Regions from separate parts of the Homo sapiens genome. Here regions 1 and 3 are each linked to region 2. Evidence: chromatin contacts called from ENCODE Hi-C or POLR2A ChIA-PET data. All regions are on one chromosome and are shown on one strand. Each heading gives the region's core, a stretch centred on a gene start or an enhancer-like site at or near the end of the contact. The rest is flanking DNA. Distances are from core to core; before and after follow the strand shown. Region 1 overlaps LINC01170 (long intergenic non-protein coding RNA 1170). Region 2 has its middle 140 kb from the start of LINC01170. Region 3 has its middle 160 kb from the start of ZNF608.

What was found. A loop is a pair of places that touch in the nucleus more often than their neighbours do. ChIA-PET counts read pairs that join two places held with the same protein, here RNA polymerase II (POLR2A). Pooled maps may share reads with other maps.
Region 1: a map of dorsolateral prefrontal cortex shows a loop between it and region 2 (2.7-fold over the local background). The contact joins two enhancer-like sites. A Hi-C loop is called at or near these places in 1 of 168 maps with a recorded cell type or tissue (dorsolateral prefrontal cortex). POLR2A ChIA-PET finds 5 or more read pairs at or near these places in 1 of 52 experiments (MCF 10A).
Region 3: a map of breast epithelium shows a loop between it and region 2 (13-fold over the local background). The contact joins two enhancer-like sites. A Hi-C loop is called at or near these places in 4 of 168 maps with a recorded cell type or tissue (Caco-2, HepG2, breast epithelium and 1 more), 5 of 37 single-sample maps with no recorded cell type and 8 of 50 pooled maps. POLR2A ChIA-PET finds 5 or more read pairs at or near these places in 1 of 52 experiments (H1).

The regions. Positions count from the first base shown.
Region 1 is chr5:124,262,316-124,265,015 of GRCh38, reverse strand. The region is part of intron 4 of LINC01170 (long intergenic non-protein coding RNA 1170); the gene reads left to right. Among named protein-coding and RNA genes, the nearest start is that of LINC01170, 170 kb to the left of the region's middle. RefSeq lists an enhancer at 463-1,403. Within about 2 kb of position 1,280, at least 3 of the 41 ENCODE cell types and tissues checked have a DNase peak (open chromatin) inside an H3K27ac peak, as active enhancers do; they include dorsolateral prefrontal cortex, where a contact is called at or near this core.
Region 2 is chr5:124,580,129-124,582,930 of GRCh38, reverse strand. No RefSeq gene overlaps it. Among named protein-coding and RNA genes, the nearest start is that of LINC01170, 140 kb to the right of the region's middle. Within about 2 kb of position 1,315, at least 4 of the 41 ENCODE cell types and tissues checked have a DNase peak (open chromatin) inside an H3K27ac peak, as active enhancers do; they include dorsolateral prefrontal cortex, where a contact is called at or near this core.
Region 3 is chr5:124,905,649-124,908,514 of GRCh38, reverse strand. No RefSeq gene overlaps it. Among named protein-coding and RNA genes, the nearest start is that of ZNF608, 160 kb to the right of the region's middle. RefSeq lists an enhancer at 1,424-2,208. Within about 2 kb of position 1,319, at least 18 of the 41 ENCODE cell types and tissues checked have a DNase peak (open chromatin) inside an H3K27ac peak, as active enhancers do.

The DNA.
Region 1 (2,700 bases), core at 31-2,530, 320 kb after region 2:
ATTTTTTCCTGCATATATATATATATATATATATATATATATATATATATATTCCTGCATATATATATATATTTCCTGCATATATATATATATATATATCTATATATATCTTGTCTCCTTACCCTTATTGTAAATTCCTTGAAGATGGCACTCCAAAGAACCTAGTATTGTGCTTGCCCATAGAAAGAAAGAAAGTGCTTTGCTCTTTTGCTTATTTGGGAAGTAGTATCTCCTGTTAATTACTCAGGCTTAGGCTGCATTTTTCACCTGCTGAGATCACCATAGAATTCTGCCTTCATACTCAGGAATATTTAAAACACAATAACTCCTTGAAAAAGGGAAGGAATCATTAGTCACACGGAATTTGCTTACAAGTAATTCCAACTTGCCCAATAAACTAGACTTTTTTTTTTTTTCATAAAGACCATTTGAAGAAATGGCAGCTCTGTTGAACCCACAGCTTCATTTTTTTCTTTTTTAAATCCCACTGTCTAGTCTCCCCGTTTCTTTTACAAGCAGACACTGCCTGGAAGCTACAATTGCTGCGCAATGGTAACAAGGGGTCCTCCACAGGCCACAGAATCTCCAATCAAGAACAGGTGCAGTCACACCCCCTTTGCAAACAAAGATATTTTGTTTGAATGGGCACAACATGGAAGAATGGGATGTATTAATAGCTAAATAGTGTCTTTATTAACAGTAGAACAGCTGGCAGTTCTATATGACAGTGCTCATTCCAATCCATTTTATCCAATTGCAGAACTATAAGCACGCTCCACCAGGGAACTAAGGGGACCACACGCAAGCAATCAGCCATTCAACAGCACTCTAATTGCTGCACAGTTGGAAGTGTGTTCTCCTCAGCCACTGTTATTCTTTTAGGCGGAATTGTTGGTGCACTCGCCTATCTAGAATCAAGTGCTGCTAATACAGATAAGCTGCTTGAAGAAACTTCCTTTGTTTCACAAGGCCTTGTGAGCCGTCCTCCAGGGGGTTGCTCCTTGGTCTTGGTTGATCATAAATCCCTGGTGCTGGGTGCCAGAAGGGAGCAGATGCAGGGAGTCTCAGCATCTCTGTCATCTCCTAGCAAAGTGGTTACCCTAAAGAGGGAAAAATAAACTCCCAACTCATAAAGATCCTGTTAGACCCTGCTTGAGAACCTTTCTTCAGGGCATCCTACTGAGCTGAAGAATAGATTGAGTGAGTCAGTGCAGATGTATAAATGCCTGTGACTGTAGTCCAAGTCCCTGAGCAGTGGGGAAGCTATACTGGGAGGAATCCATGTCAGGGTATAATCAGGTTACACAGGTAAGAGCCAGGAAAGGAGGGAAGGAATTGGAAAGTAAGTAAAAGCATGACTGAGGAAGCAAATTAAAAACAAAACCTGAAATATCTAAGCAGACAAAAAAAATCATTTCTTTAGTGTATTTATCAAAGAAGGACCTGGCTAAACATTATAAAAATTATTTTCAATGTCAAATAAGGGAGGCTAGGTTACTTTCTTATTCTTTTAGACTACTATTTAATTTTCTTTGTGTGTTTGTTTTATTTGCAGTTTATCCAGTTTAAGAAAATACTGTTTGCAGAGCATTGCGTCTCTGCATTTTTACAGGGTAATTCCTGTTTGGTGAGTTTTCAAAGGATCCTTTAGGGAGAATATTAAAAGGCTCTTGGCTATATTTAGCCCAGACAAATATAGGCAGATATGAAATTATAAAATCTTCCTGATATGCAGGGCTTTCTTTGTTCTGTCTGATCATGTGGGGATTAAATAACTCAGAGGAATAAGAGTTATTGTTTAGGATTTGCCAATCAGGCTGCTGATCCATCCATGGCTCACCCATTGTTGGGACTTCTTGTTTTGTCCTTGTTAGCATGTAGCTCCAGGTAATAAAATTATAGGTTACTCTCATTTTTCTACCCCCTTTTTGTTAAATTGCCCCCAAATGGCTTTCAGACAATATTTTGTTTCCATCCCTACTGATGGCACTTTCTGAATAAAGAAGCACATCTTTGGCTGTGGCAATGGATTCAGATGAAATGGAAATCATTGTTGAAAATAAAATAGACCCTAGAGAGCTCAGGACAGTGAAAATCACCCGTTCACAAAGAAAGTCGCTAAAGCTTTAATAAAAGGCAACAAAGACACAGGAGGCCAAGCAACAGACTCCAAAAGGAGGCAAAAGGTCATGTCTTTTATACGAACTCTTTCATGTTTCTTCCACGATGGGTTAAGTTTTCAGAGCAGCATAAATTCTCCATAAGAATCCTTAAATTCTCAGCCCTCCTGCCAAGAAAGTGAAGACGAATATGCATCTGTTTGGAAATCTCCCAAATGCATGTGCAAAATGGGCCAAGCAGCTTTCATTGCCAAATATTCGGAGGAGCCCTGTCACAGCCTCATGCAGAGGACTTCAGTATTAGGGCGAAGGCACCTGCAGACAATGCCGGGAAGAGAGGAGGGGGAAAGGAGGATATTTCTGGTAACAGAATGCCAGGGTCTGGTTAGAGTAGAATAAACAAATGAACAGATTCCTCCCTATTCAATGTGGATATTTAAAGAGACATCCCCGAGTGCATCTATTTTAAAAATTAACATTATCCACATGCAGTACTTTGTTAATCGCTCCTCCCCCTTACTCTGCATTATTTTCTTGCTGTCTGCTGAGTTTATAGTCAGGGAAAAGATGGCATTTCTGG
Region 2 (2,802 bases), core at 66-2,565:
AAACTTTAGAGAAAGTCCAATACAGAGACCTAAGTGCATAGACTCTAAAGAAATCATTAAGGCTGACTGGTCTTCTCACTGGCTGTGTTGGCTGGTTCAAGAGGTGCAGGATCTTTAGCTACTTCTGTTTGATCTGGGCCTGTTCCAGGGCTGGTTCCATATGGCAAGCTTATTTTGAGGAAATACACCAACCATATGATTTCACTGGGAAACTAGAGCCCCCATATTGTATTTCAAGATCTGCAGTACTACTGCTGAGAAAACATGCATTATGAAAGAAAACAGGATTTGGCGCCATTGTTTATATAAGTGATGCTTAGTAAAATCCATGTTAGAGGAATACCAATGTCATGGGCCATGTACAAATTTTTTGATGTTTTCCCTTCTGTGTATTTCATGGTCTTGCTTTTTGTTCCATTAAAAAAAGTCTAGGGCATATGAAAATGCTTAAGTAACCACACATTGCGGCCCGTGATGGCTTGGTTTTGATGAATGATGTGGGATTGCGCAGCTCATTGCAAAGTAATGCTTTTAACTTAAATCAAATCAGTTTTAAGTGAATATGTTTTGCACATTTATGCTCCAGAGTTTGAAAAAACTTTCTTCCTAGAAAACAGCACTTCTTCAGACACTCCCACCAGTGGGGGGTTGTGGGGGTCGCCTCTCTGGCTCAGTTAAGGAGAGTGTTTACTTGCTTTGTCTTCAAACTGCTACAAGTTTAGGGCCCACAGGGCTGCTGTCTTCTTAATGAAGCGGTTAATGATGTGTGAATTATAGATCCTGACAACCCCTTTAATAAAAACAACAGGACTGCATCCACAGTATAGTGTGGCTGCTAAGTAATGACAGACTGTCTGCTTAACATAATGCAGTGTCTTTAAGTAAAGCGCCATTCTTGCATGGCGGCATTGAAAATTCCTGGTCAGTGCAGAGAAGAACAAGTGTCCTGAAGAACACGTTGATGCACAGGACACTTCTCTTCCATTCAACTGGGGCTTGGAGTGCAGGAGCCAGAGAGGTTTTAGAGACATAGCAGAATCACGAACAAGCAGCTGTTTAATACTCTTTGCTTTGTCGCCTTTGCTTTCCTGTGAGGTGCCCCTGATAGCAAAGGGCTGTATGATGGATGTTTTAATAGTCTAAAAGTTGCCCTCTTCTCCCCCTCCTCCCCACTGGAGCACAGGAATGCTGGCTTTCCAGTTGATTTCAAAGAACTAATTGTCTGCTCTGAATACCTACTGATGCTTGGATAGGATAATATGCGCGCCTGGACTTAGCCAGACAAGCCGTGCAGAGGCCCAGCTGTGGAGCCAGGCACATTCTGGTTGCTGACCTGGACAGTCAGAATGCATGAAAGCCTGGCTTGTGAGGAGCTGAAACACAAACCCAAACCTAAACAAAGCCTTTTCTCTATTTAATTTGGTGGCCACTTTTAAGAAAAAGTGAATTCACTTTCAATCCCTCTATAGGCACTGAATGTGGATTCACAGGCCAAAGTCCAATCTCTTTATCATTATCCCTGGGATGAGAAAATCCAAGTCTGCCTTGTTTAGGCAGGGGTAGTTTTCCTTTAAACAGTTCAAGGAACTGTTTGTCTAACCCTCACCATTTGAGGTGACAGATAGCAAAGCAAAGCAAAGAGAATGGCATGCATTCACAAGCGCACACAAACCTTTCCGTTTGTTCCCAGAGCTCAGAGACCAGCCCAGCAACGAAATCACTGCACTGCTGAAAGGGCATTGCCATGCAAATGAGGCCCGGGGCACCCTGCTTGGCTTCAGAAAAGCCCTGCCTGCCCCGCTGGGAAAGGCTGCCTGATGGGACAGGGGCTCGCTATGCCTTCTTCTGAGGTTCTCTCAAGCTGGAAAAGCACCTCAAGGGGAAGGGCCAGGATGAGCCCAGGTGAAGCTGAGCTTTGGGGAAGGGGAGGGGAGGAGATTGAGTATCAGGCAAGTCATTGCAGTTAAAGGGTGACCAACTGTCCTGAAGACTGAGGGGAGATTTGGGATCCAGGATTTCTCAAACTGGGACAAGTTGGTCACCCTAGTTAAGAATGATTTGCTACCCCTAACTTTCTCAGCTAGAAGGCAAACAGGAATCATTGTCCATTGTGGAAACGATAAAATCCACCGTGAATCTTGTTAAAAGCTGGACATGGTTGCTCACGCCTGTAATCCCAGCCCTTTGGGAGGCCGAGGCAGAAGGATCACTTAAGGCCAGGAGTTCGAGACCAGACTGGGCAACATAGCAAGACCCTGTCTCTACAAAAATTTTAAGATTAGCTGGGTGTGGTGGTACACATCTGTAGTCCCAGTTACTCGGGAGATTGAGGTGGGAGGATTGCTTGAGCCCAGGAGGTCAAGGCTGCAGTGAGCTGTGTTTGTGCCATTGCACTCCAGCATGGATGACAAAGTAAGACCCTGTCTCAAAAAAAAAAAAAAAAGAAAAAAAAAAAAGCCGGGTGTGGGTGGCTCATGCCTGTAATCCTAATCCTAGCACTTTGGGAGGCTGAGGTGGGTGGATCACCTGAGGTCAGGAGTTCAAGACCAGCCTGGCCAACAGGACGAAACCCCATCTCTACTAAAAAATGCAAAAATTAGCCAGGTGTGGTGGCACACACCTGTAATCCCAGCTAACTGGGAGGCTGAGGCAGGAGAATTGCTTGAACCCAGGAGGTGGAGGTTGCAGTGAGCCGAGATCGAGTCACTGCACTTGAGCCTGGGCAACAGAGCAAGACCCTGTCTCCAAAAAGAAAAAAAAGAATCTCTTTATAATCTGCTATTTCTTTGTCCTCCTTCATTG
Region 3 (2,866 bases), core at 70-2,569, 330 kb before region 2:
ATTTGAGAAAGCAAGATATCACATTTTTTCCTTTTATAAACTTAGCCTAATTGTCTTATTTTTATTTTTAAATGCAAAAATAAAACACCAAACCTTAAAAGAAATACCATTATCTGAAATTTTAACAATTAAATATACAAAATCTGTCACAGTTTAAAAGAAATAATTGCTTACTTCCTGCTTGCAAGTGTTTCTTTCCTAAAATAATATACACAAGGAGAGAATCAGCTACAATAGGAAAGAGGAATAATATATATGTAATGGTATAATGACCTTCCAATTAGCAAGAACAGTATTCCCAAAGCAATGAAGAATCTGGGCATTAAATTAAAATCATTATTATACAGAATTTGCACGGCTTGAATGGTCAGATTGCAAATCTTATTTACAAGTGGAAACAGGCCAAAAATGTTATGGACCTCTATATACACGAAATTTCCAGTATTACAAAAGTAATCCATCAGAAAGTAACAATCAGGCCGGGAGCGGTGGCTCGCGCCTGTAATCCCAGCACTTTAGGAGGCCGAGATGGGCGGATCGTGAGGTCAGGATATCGAGACCATCCTGGCTAACACAGTGAAACCCCATCTCTACTAAAAATACAAAAAAAAATTAGCCAGGCGTGGTGGCGGGCGCCTGTAGTCCCAGCTACTCAGGAGGCTGAAGCAGGAGAATGGCGTGAACCCGGGAGGCAGAGCTTGCAGTGAGCCGAGATCACGCTACTGCACTCCAACCTGGGCGACAGAGCGAGACTCCGTCTCAAAAAAAAAAGAGTAAGTAACAATCAAAAAGAATGCCTACAAGTTGCCCGACTCTTCTGGAAACATCCTGGTGGGCTTGTAACTAACTGATCATGTCATAAGGAAATCACCCTTTCTTACAGGCATTTTACTTTGTCACCTTTATCATCCAAGTCACAACTCTGTGCAATATTGGTCTATCGTTCTGTGCCAGCACACAAGCTGGTTTATTTTTTTATTTATTTATTTTCATTTATTTTCACGACAGGGTCTCCCTCTGTTGCCCAGGCTGGAGTGCAGCGGCGTGTTCACACCTCACTGTAGCCTCCCACGCTCAAGAGATTCTCCCACCTCAGCCTTCCTAGTACCTGGGACTACAGGTGCCCGCCGCCAAGCCTGGCTAATTTTTGTATTTTTTAATACAGACGGGTTTCACCGTGTTGCTCAGGCTGGTCTCGAACTCCTGAGCTCAGGGATCTGCCCGCCTAGGCCTCCCCAAGTGCTGGGATTACAGACATGAGCCACTGAGCCTGGCCAACAGGCCAGTTTAAATGACTGAGTCACAAATGTTACTACACAGTTGCAATTTGGGAAAATTATTAAATTGGGCAACTTCATGGTAGAGATCCCAGGTATTCTATCCCAACCCCAGCAGTAACTTTCCGTAAAAACCAGCACAGGTTTCAGCAGACAGAACTTTGGCCAGCTCTGTATTTTGCCTCTGCCTAAAAATACTACCATTAAAGCATTTTCACATTTGTGCCACTGTGCATGTTTTGGCTTCAGGTGCCTACTTTGCCCTGTTGGTCCAGTGCTAGCCCTGAGGCTTAGGTTTCTGGCAAATCTATTGCACCAGAAGAGAACAGTCTGAAAATAGAAACATGGACTGTTTTGTCGCCATTGAATGGAAAGGCTAATAATAGCATTGCTTCATTGTTTGGCACTGACTCAAGGCTACCACAGCCAAGGAGCAGCGCGCCCTGCTGCAGTAACCAAATCATAAAGTTTCTCCAGGGAATGGTGCAGCTTTTCAGAACATGTTTTATATTCTGGGATTGCTCAGGAAGGAACTAGTTCAGAAGCCGTTTTGACATAAGTGTGGTTTGTTTCCAATTTAAAGGGAGGGGGAGGGGCTGGAGAGCCAAGCCAGGAGGTCAGTTGCAGAAGGGATGCAAAAATGTCGTTAAGGAGTTCCTGACAGGTGGTGATAGGGCTGTGGCAGTGCAGCCCGAGGCCTGGCAGGGAGTTTGTCCCTGTCAGGTTCTCAGTGTGCTCTCAGGGCTGCCTTCACACTCCTATTATGTTTATTTCTGTTGAACTTAAAGAGTGACCTTTTCAAAACTGCAGTGCATTGTTGACCCACATGCATTTTTGAGACCTAATTTTCCTGAATGCCTTCCTTGTTCCTGCATAAGAGAACTTTGTTAGAGAAAATGGGAAGAGGCTGAGGATAAAGAACACTGGAATGGAAATCTTTCAGGCATTGAATTCTGCCTGCTATTAATAATTTAGAAGTGTTTTTAATGCCCTGATATGGAAGGAAGGTTTTTTGACACCAAAGGCATCTAAATATTAATTTCAGAGGAATTGGTTGTTACAAGCAGTTAACATCCATTTTGTTAGTTGACCTCCCAAGGAAGGTTAATGCACTAAAATCTGGTCATTAAGTATAGTAACAAATGTTTTTTCAGGGAGGTTATTACTATCATAAACTCTAATCCATGGTTCACAGGCAGCAGCCTCTAGTGCAGTGCTCTGACTAATGAAGAATTAACTATTTCTGAGCAGTTAATAAAGATTTTTTTCCTCACCAATCAACATACTCTACATGATCCTTATAATTACTAAAAGCATTAAGCCCCTGGTATGAGTGCCCACATGTCAGACGGGAATTCTACTCTGAGTAAATGACAAATGGCAAACCTAATCCCATTTCACTTAATTTTTTCTAACATGTTCACTGAAATAAGAAATAATGGAATTCCTAAGTATTAGAAAAAGATGGTTCAGTCCAAAGCATTTGTTAAATGAGTATTGATGAGGTCTTTAGTCATATTTTATTGTGATGGAAGATTTTATACTCCAGTTCAGTTCTTGTTAGAATCAAGAAGTTAATTGGCTCCAAA